Regions from separate parts of the Homo sapiens genome. Here region 2 is linked to region 1. Evidence: read pairs that join two places in POLR2A ChIA-PET (ENCODE). Cell type or tissue: OCI-LY7. All regions are shown on one strand. Each heading gives the region's core, and the rest is flanking DNA. Links, peaks and the distances in the headings are about the cores only.

The links. ChIA-PET counts read pairs that join two places held together with the same protein. Peaks named below come from ENCODE experiments on the same cell type or tissue, not always from the same donor. Only the 100,000 strongest peaks of a DNase experiment are listed, where the experiment ranks them.
Region 2: POLR2A ChIA-PET joins it to region 1 with 6 read pairs; 11 of 35 experiments call an interaction of 5 or more read pairs at or near these places.

Annotation. Positions count from the first base shown.
Region 1 is chr9:91,430,729-91,435,125 of GRCh38, forward strand. It overlaps a transcript of NFIL3 not described here. Among named protein-coding and RNA genes, the nearest start is that of NFIL3, 9.1 kb to the left of the region's middle. In OCI-LY7, for the core only: CTCF peaks have their summits at 2,637 (motif pointing left) and 2,838; a DNase peak (open chromatin) is centred at 2,623.
Region 2 is chr9:90,906,977-90,911,373 of GRCh38, forward strand. No RefSeq gene overlaps it. Among named protein-coding and RNA genes, the nearest start is that of LINC02957, 88 kb to the right of the region's middle. In OCI-LY7, for the core only: no CTCF peak of the experiment used is centred there; a DNase peak (open chromatin) is centred at 2,545.

The sequences.
Region 1 (4,397 bases), core at 317-4,316:
TTGACCTCCTGAGCTCAAGCAATCCTCCTGCCTCAGCCTCCCAAGCAGCTAGCACTACAGGTGCATGCCAACACACCAGGCTAATTAAAAAACATTTTGTAGAGGCAGGATCTCACTATGTTGCTCAGGCTAGTCTCAAACTCCTGGCCTCAAGTGATCCTCCTACCTCAGCCTCCCAAGTGCTGGGATTATGACCAAAGTCTTAAAGATGTATGGGTATTCTACAGGCAGGAATCATGCCTCAAAAGAGTACCACATAAAGCCAGGCCTAGCAAAGCCAGTGTGGTTGGTGACCAAGGGAACCTTGGGGAGTGACAAGTCCTGGCAGAGAGCTTGATGGAAACCCAGGTTTTGCAAAGTCGGCATGGGAGAGCAGTGTGGAAATGTAGACCAGGCCCAGGCCTAGGGGACCTGGAGTAGCAAAACCAACCAGTACGTTATTCAGGCAGTACGTTATTCAAGCATTTAAAACACATTGTTTTAAATGCTTTTTTTCCCCCAAATGTCACACATTAAGAATTAGTGTAGGGAAATGGTTCAAAGCCTGGACTCTAGAGCTGGGTGGCCATGGGTAAGTCACGTGAAACCTTGATGCCTCAGTTTCTTCATCTGAGAAACAGCACAATAGTACTTTACATATGCTATATATGCTTCAGTTCCTCTACACAGTAAGAATAATAACAAATACTGCTCAAACACCACAGCATGCACACACCGTCTTGGGCGCATCACATATATTAAGATGTTTCATCCTTCTACCATTCCGTGGAGAGGGGAAAGGTGTCACGGGAACAGAGCCTGAGCTTAGGGATGCACTGGCACATGCTCTCCTGTGCTATTACAAAGGGTGTGTATTCATCCCACGAGAGAAAGCCAGCTGGAGACTAGAAGCAAGTGGAATTTGACTTGAACAGTTTAACCACAGTGGAAGCCGACGTGACTTTGGCCTTCAGGGAGTGTCTGTACTTGGGCTATGCTGCTCCAGAGTTCCTTTTGCTTCTGTTCCTGCTCCTGGCTGTCTGGGATGGTTCCCAGTGCAGGACTTGTGCTGCTCAATGACCCAGGCCACACAAGACTTTCCCCCTAATGCATAAGTAAAACACCACTTTCCTTTGTAAAAATGACCTCTCTGCAAGTCCCAGTGTGTCTCCTTCCTGGATCCCCTTTGCCTCACCTGTCCCAAGCCTCTCTTGCTTGCTACTGGACAGGCTTTGTCTTGGACGCCTTTCCCTCTTCTACCACCAGCAGCTAACTTGGGTCTTCCTGGGTTCCCAATGCTTTCCTGCTGCTGCAAGTAAGATGGACAGAACTTACAGATGGGCACCTCCCATCACTTAGGAACTCACACAAGCACAGAGGGCCAGGAACCTGTCTTTCCCAGGGGCTACCGGGGCAGGTGACACAACCCCATGATGTAGGGTAGTTGGCACACTGTCAGGTTAGTTCTGAGCCATGAGTGACAGGAGATGGGATGGAACCAGTAGATAAATACCTCCTCTCTACAATGTTTAGTGGCATGATGTCCCAAATCCCAGCCACAGTCTGTGCTGTCTTGGGGCACTGTAGTCAACCTGGTAGTGTACCTTGTCCTTATAAATGTACTTCCCCTATTTCTCTGTCTCCTCTTCTTTTCCTCCTACTCTTGCAGTTCTAGAATTGTACCTCCCAAGAAAGGCTTAGCACAGGAGATTTGATTCAGGCTCCGGTTTCTGGGAAACTCAGGCCCAGCCAATTTCTTTCGGAACCTGTCAAAGATTCAAAGTGCAGCAATAGTCCCAAAAATAGGTTTCCTGAAAACATGTCCCTCACGAAAAGTAGCAGAGAAAGATGACTCTCAGTCTTGCAGAGAAATTGTCCATTTTCTTATCTTTTGCAGTATTATGAAAACTGTTGCTGACACATAAGAACCTATATATTCCAGTGAAGTTGTTTAGGTTTTTTTTTGCCAGATCTTAATTCTGCTGTGCAAAGGCAGAGCTGAAAAGAAATGGGAGGTTGATTTGTAAAGCATTAGTGTGAGAAGGTCTTAGGGAGGTCTTTTCTAGTACTCTTTTGGAGTATGATATATATTGCTAAAGTAGCTGGAGAGTAGTCAGAAGTATAGCTATTTTGATGTGATAAAAGGAAAACATTTTGAACTGCAGACTAGGAAAGAAAACTTTCTTGTTACTGAAAAATATTTATCTTTACTACTGAATATCTGAAAAGCATTCTTTTTCAGTGTAAATTTAATCATTTAATGGTGAAACAATAAAGTCCTTCCTATTTAAGTAGGAAAATAAACAGGAAACTCATTATTATTTGACATCATTTTGAAGGTCTTAGCCATTGCAATGAGACAGGAAAAAAAAGAATTATCAGTATTACAAGGAAGTTATAATTCCATATGTTCATTTACTTATGTAGCAAAACTAAAGCTTATGCAAAAATAGAAGAATTCAGTAATGTAGCTGGACAAGATGTTAATATTTAAAAACAAAATTTTCCTGCATATGGGAATCATTTGTAATAGAATGGCTAAAAGCACACATTCTACATTTATTGCTGTGACTATCGGCAAATTGCTGAGACTCATTATGTTTCAGTTTCCTCCTCTGCACACTTGGGATTGTAGTCATGCTGCCCTCTGAAGGTTATGGTGAGGATATTATGAATGAGCATTGCTGCAGTTTGACTCACACAAGATCTACTTACAAGCTTATTCATCCAGTCTTTATTTACTCTGGGATTTGCAAGTATCAAATACTTTCAGACTTCCTTGATGGCAGGGGTGGCTAACTGACATCATTCTGGCCAAACGGGCATAATAAGAAGTTGCAGGTGCCCCTATTTTCCTTTTCTCCTGCCTTAAAAATGGACATGATGCTAGAACTATAGCACCCATTTGACCATGAGGGAAGCGTCAATATCAGCACCTGTTTACCTACTCCTGGGCTTCTTGAACATGAGAAACACAAACCTCGATTTGTTTAAGTCATTGTTAGATGAGTATTTTGTGAACAATATTTTCATTTGTGACTGAATAACATGTGAAGCATAACATAAATAACATATCTGGTGCCTAGGCAGTGTTTAATAAATGTTAGCTCTTAGTATTTTAGTTGAAAAATATTATATTTAAATATATTTAAAATATACTTGGGAAAAGTGTCTTATTCACAATAAGAAAAACTATCAAATAATTAATACTACATCTAACAAAAAGGTACAAGCTAGTCTACATAAAGAAAACTATTAAACATTGAATAATGACTAACAGAAGCCAAACAAGTAAAAAAATTGAATATATTTCTGATTAAGAGTATTATAAAGATGATGATTACCCCCAAATTAACCAATGAGTATAATCTCTCTTAATCAAAATTCTAATGGATATTTTGAGAAACTTAAAAAGTTGATTCTCAGGCCAGACACAGTGACTCATGCGTATAATAGAAGCACTTTGGGAGGCTGAGGCATGAGGATCACTGGAGACCAGGAGATTGAGACCAGTCTGCACAACACAGGCTCTCATGAGTGCTTCTAAACAATGGAACATAATATGCTTCCAGAACCTCAGCTTCATGAAGTCTAAGACATGTTTCTTCAGCTTTCAAGCCTCCCCAAGTAGATATCAGATTGCATGGGAGTAGAAAAAAATGGATGCTAAGTGTCTACTAACCAAGGGAAAATACATCATGTTGGAATCATTGGCTAGACCTTCATCTCATTCCAAGCATAAAAATATTCCCGTAATATTAAAGATTTAAGTGTTAAATTACACATAAAAGTACAAAACCAAAATATGGGAGAACAGGTCTACATGAAACCCAGAAGTTACAAAAGAAAAGATAAATATATTTAATTAACCGTGAAGCAGCTTTTGTTTGATAAAAGACACCTTAAAATTAAAAGACAAAAAATTTGAGAAAATAGTTCACATTTTTATTCTAGAAAAAGGTTTAACATTCTTAATATGTTAAGCACTCTTATAAATTTACAAGAAAATCAACATCCAATAGGAAAATAGTAAAAGGATACGAATAATTTTCGAAAAAAATCAAGTGCACCTAGACTTCACCACTATACAATTCATCCATGTACAACCAAAAATCGCTTGTACTCTTAAAGCTATCGCAATTAAAAAAAAAATTAAGAATAGGTGGCAGTTTAGATTTGGGCCATAGGCCTGTAGTTTGCCAAACACTTCTCTAAAGGGTTTCCTAGGGAATGTGGAGGTCAGCATGAACATGCCCAAGGACCATGGCAAGGCTGCCTGTAGGTGACATAACAGTATCCGTATGAGCCGTCTTCTATGATTCCAGGCACCCCTGTGCTTTCCCTGGTTTTCTTTTGCATTCCCCCAAAGTACCTAATAACTGAATTGTGTGTTTTCTCTTTCTTTCTCTCTCTCTCCA
Region 2 (4,397 bases), core at 131-4,130, 520 kb before region 1:
AGCGTAGTGAACAGGTTAGCAAATGGAGGCCCATCACTATCAAGAAAATGGTTTTGCTAGAGTCCTTATCAAGTGGATTGTGCCAGAAAGAAAGTGATCATCATAGGAGTAGGCAAGTCAGCCTCGCCAACTGTACAGGACATGACCTTTCCATTTCCTGATGAACCCGGAGGTGTAAGGTCACACCCATAGCAATGGCTCCTCTCGTACCAAAAGCGCCTGGTAAAGCACACTTTCTGGACACCGGATGTGTTCCCAGGGATGCCAGAGAGCTCCCTGTAGCCGGTGGCATCCAGGTGGACAGACTTACACAGCAGCACGCTGTCCCTCGCTACATCGGTCAGAATTTAGGGACACAAGCTGCCCAGTGCACCTCCATCCATCACCTCTCTTCCCCCTCTTCTTGCTTCCTTCATTATTCAACCTCGAAATAAAAAAGAAAACAAGATGCTTGGTCAAGCCAATCTCAACTACCGAGACTTTCTACCTCACACTACCGTGTACATGGCAGGAAATCTCAACAGAACAGGGGCGAGAAAAGACTCCTCGGACAGACTTCAGTGGACCAGGATCTGAGCAGGATTTGCTCGCCTTGGAAATAAGGCAGACCTCCCAAGGTGGAGAGAATTTAAGTAGAAGAGATTCATGAAGAGAAAAATATCGCCCAGTTAAAGCATGGCCGTGAACAAACAGCCATTTTATTTATTTTTCTACAGTCAAAATATTAGACACTTGTTCATTCAATCTTCTCTTTTAAAATTAATGAGATATCCATTCCTTAATGTCATGCTATGAATTTTTTTCTCAGCCTCACCCCAGTTCTTTAATCTTGATCACTAAATAGTAGCTTTCTAGAGGATGCTTTTTTTCATTTGCTACCAGGGCTTCCCCTAATGGGCCGGAGGGTTCATCCTGTTAGGAATCTGTGTGTGTGTGGGAGGGGGTGTACGTGTGCATCTGTTTGTAGTATGTGTGTGTCCGTTCATGATGTGCGCATGTGGTTTGGGGAGGTGTCTGTGTGTGTCCATGTGTGTTTGTATGTTTGCATGCATACATGGTGTGTGTATATGTGTGTATCTCTGTGTGGTGTATCTGTGTTTGTATATGTGTGGCATGTGTGTGTCTATGTGTGTAGTGTGTGCATGTGGTATGTGGGGATGTCTGTGTATACATATGTATGCATGTTTATGTATCTGTGTGTGTATGTATTTGTGTGTGTGGTGTGTTTGTGTGGCATATGTCTATGTATGTGCTTCTGTATGTGGTGTGTATTTGTGTACTTGTGTGTATGCATATCTGCATGTGTATACCTGCATGTATGTGTGTATGTGTAGTGTGTGTGGTGTGTGTATGTGTACCTGTGTGTTTGTGTGTGGTGTATATGTGTCTCTGTTAAGCAGATGTCTTTGTCCTTTCATTTTTCAGATCTTCTTATGCTCTCAACATTACTGCCAACGTGAAAATGACCTTTTATTATTAACCAGCTTGGTCATCATTTTTCCCCATTCGGGTCACGGTGTGTAGAACCGGTTTTCCATCTCACTGGCATCCACGGGAGTTAGCCCTTCCCCGGTGGATCTGGACATGACACCCCCACTCCCATCTCAAACCACCTGCGATTGGCTCTATGATAGACGCCACCATTACCACAGTAAAAATAAAACAATGGAGAGGCCATTACTTAGGTCCCTGAAGCCCAAAACAGGCCAGTACACTTTTACCTAAGTCTTCATGAGAGCCAAGCACCTCCACTCACAGCGAAAGGTCTGCCTCTCCCGCACAGCCTAAATAAGGACCCTGCCTCTGCCCCTCTGGGGCGTGCAGAGGGTGGGAGGGCACTGAGCAGCACCCACATCACACCCATGGGTGCTTTCTCATGGAAGCTGGGCTTGCCAGGACCGCCTGTTCTCCTTCAGACAGCATCTGCCCTGCCGCAGCCCGGAGTGAGAAAGCAGCCGAGCGGGAAGCGGGCTTTGAGCCTCGAGACAGACTCCATCTCTCTTGTTTCTTACATGGTCTCCTGCTGCATGGCCTGAAGGAGGGGCGCCAGCCCAATGGCTCCCAGCACTCAGTAGTGTCAGCAGCTGCCAGGGCCCAGTATGGCTCAAAATCATGCCCTGCCAGGCTCCCAGTACAGCTGGTGGGGCAGGGACCCTTCCCAGGTTTCGGCTGATGTTTCAGGCCACTGGCAGTTCTTGGAGATGCCTTCTTAAAGCCAGAACAGGCTTCTCTAGGAGAAAAACCACAGTTAGACTATTCATCCACTTCATTTGACAGTGACATTAGAGTCTGGCTGTCACTGTCTCCCTGCCTCCCCATTCTCAGCCTTTGGAGAGTGAGTACACAGGTGAGTACCCAAGGATCAAAGTACACTCGATGCCCTCCAGCAGCTCATCGCTAACATGCAAATGACTTTACAATCAAAACATGTGAATGCCCAGAGCGTTGCTCACATGTGCAAATGCATTAGCTTGCTGTGATAGAATAGATGCATACTATGTTACTTTTGAACACTTTAACGGAAGTTGCATTTGCATAATATTTTATAGCTCACAAAGCCTTTTCAGGTAAATTTTCTATTTTAAGTCTAAAAACAACCAGCTTTAGAGATAGTTGCTATTATTAACTCCTCATTTTACAAATGAAAAAGCCAGTAAGTAGGCTGACTGCTGACTAAGTAGACAGCACCAAAAAGAAGCAGCAGACTCCCATTTCTTCCTAGAACATCGCTGGTTCTCAGGCCCAAGTGCCCATTAAAAGCAGCAATAGCCTTAACAGTGCTGGTGCCCAGGCTCCATTCCCTGAGAGCCTGGTGTAATGGGTCTGGACTGGGGCCAGAGACCAGGCACTGAAAATCTTTAAAAGTGTACTGGGGGCTGGGTGCAGTGGCTCATGCCTGTAATCCCAGCACTTTGGGAGTCCCAGCACTTTGGGACTTCAGTCCCAGTTCTTCAGATTGTGTCTGCTGTACCTCCATAGAGCTGGGTGTGGTGATCAGGCCAAGCTTCAAGGTCTTGTTTTGCATGCCGGTCCCATGTCTCCAGCATCCCCTGAATCCAGTGACACCTAGTCCTCCCTGTCAGCTTCTCCGCCAGTAGTAGTCTGATAGGGCTGCCAAGACAAAGCAGTGCAAACAGCAGACATTCATGGTCTCAGCTCTGGAGGCTGGAAGTCTGAGATCAAAGTGTTGGCAGGATTGATTCCTTCCGAGGCCTCTCTTCTTGACTTGCAAAGGCCTTTCTCCTGTGTCCTCCTGCAGTCCTACTCCTGTATGACCTTATCTTAGCAAATTACATCAGCAAAGTTCACATTCTGAGGTTCTGGGAGTTGGGACTGTAACATATGTTTTTGGCAGGGAGTTGGGGGCAGACATAATTCATCTCATATCACTGTGCGGATGGACCCTGTCCTTCTGTGCACTGCTTCATCTCAAGTGCCTGTGAATGGCATACCCCCAGTGGACCCAGATTAAGGCCTCACTCCTAGCTCAGAGAGGATTCTAGGTGACTGAGTGTGGTTGGTTCCCTCAGAGCTGGACCCTGGGGCTGTGCAGCAAGTTGGTGAAGATGCCTTCTGAAGACCTAGGGGGAGCAGGAATGAGGCTGGGGCCTTCCAGGGGACTGGCTTCATTGGTCTTGGCCTTGGGTGGCCCCTGCACATCAGGAGGAGGGGATGCACAGGCCCGCCCACCCTGAGTCATTCTGGGTAAAGTGGTGTTGAATCGTGTGCCCTGGAAAGATGTTGAAGTCCTAACCCCAGTATCTGTGGATGTGGCCTTATTTGGAAATAGGGTCTTTGCAGACCTATAACTTATCTTAGATCAAGTTAAAACAAGGCCATAAGGTGGTCTCTAATTTAGTAGGACTCTGTGTCCTTAGAAGATGGGGAAACCTGCATAGGCATACACACTGGGAGACATGAAGACACGATCTGCAGGCCAAGAAGAGAGGCCTCAGAAGAAACTCCCAACTTCCAAACTGTGAGACAATCAACTTCTGTAGCTTAAGCCGCCCAGTCCCCACCACCAGAAAGTGAATCCAGGTATTGACAGGAAGCCCCAGGTCGGCTGCCCCACCATGCTAGCCATGCCCCCACCTCCCCGGGCCCCTGAGGTAAGTGCACAGGGAGACTCCGGAAAGGGGGCGAAGGACTCCAGGGCTCACAGTTCACACCTCCCTGTACCTGACAATTATTGGAATCTTATTGAAAAGCAGATTCTGCCTCAGTGGGTCATAATGAGTCAGCCAGGTTGGAGGGGGTCCCTCGAGAAACTCCTACCAGCCTGTCCACTGAGGTGGAGCCTCAGGAAGTTCATGATGTTTGCAGCTGGGAGGAGCCTGGCCCTTCCTCTTCGTGTGCAGAACCTGAGATTTGAATGGCAGCAGGAAGCCCTCTAG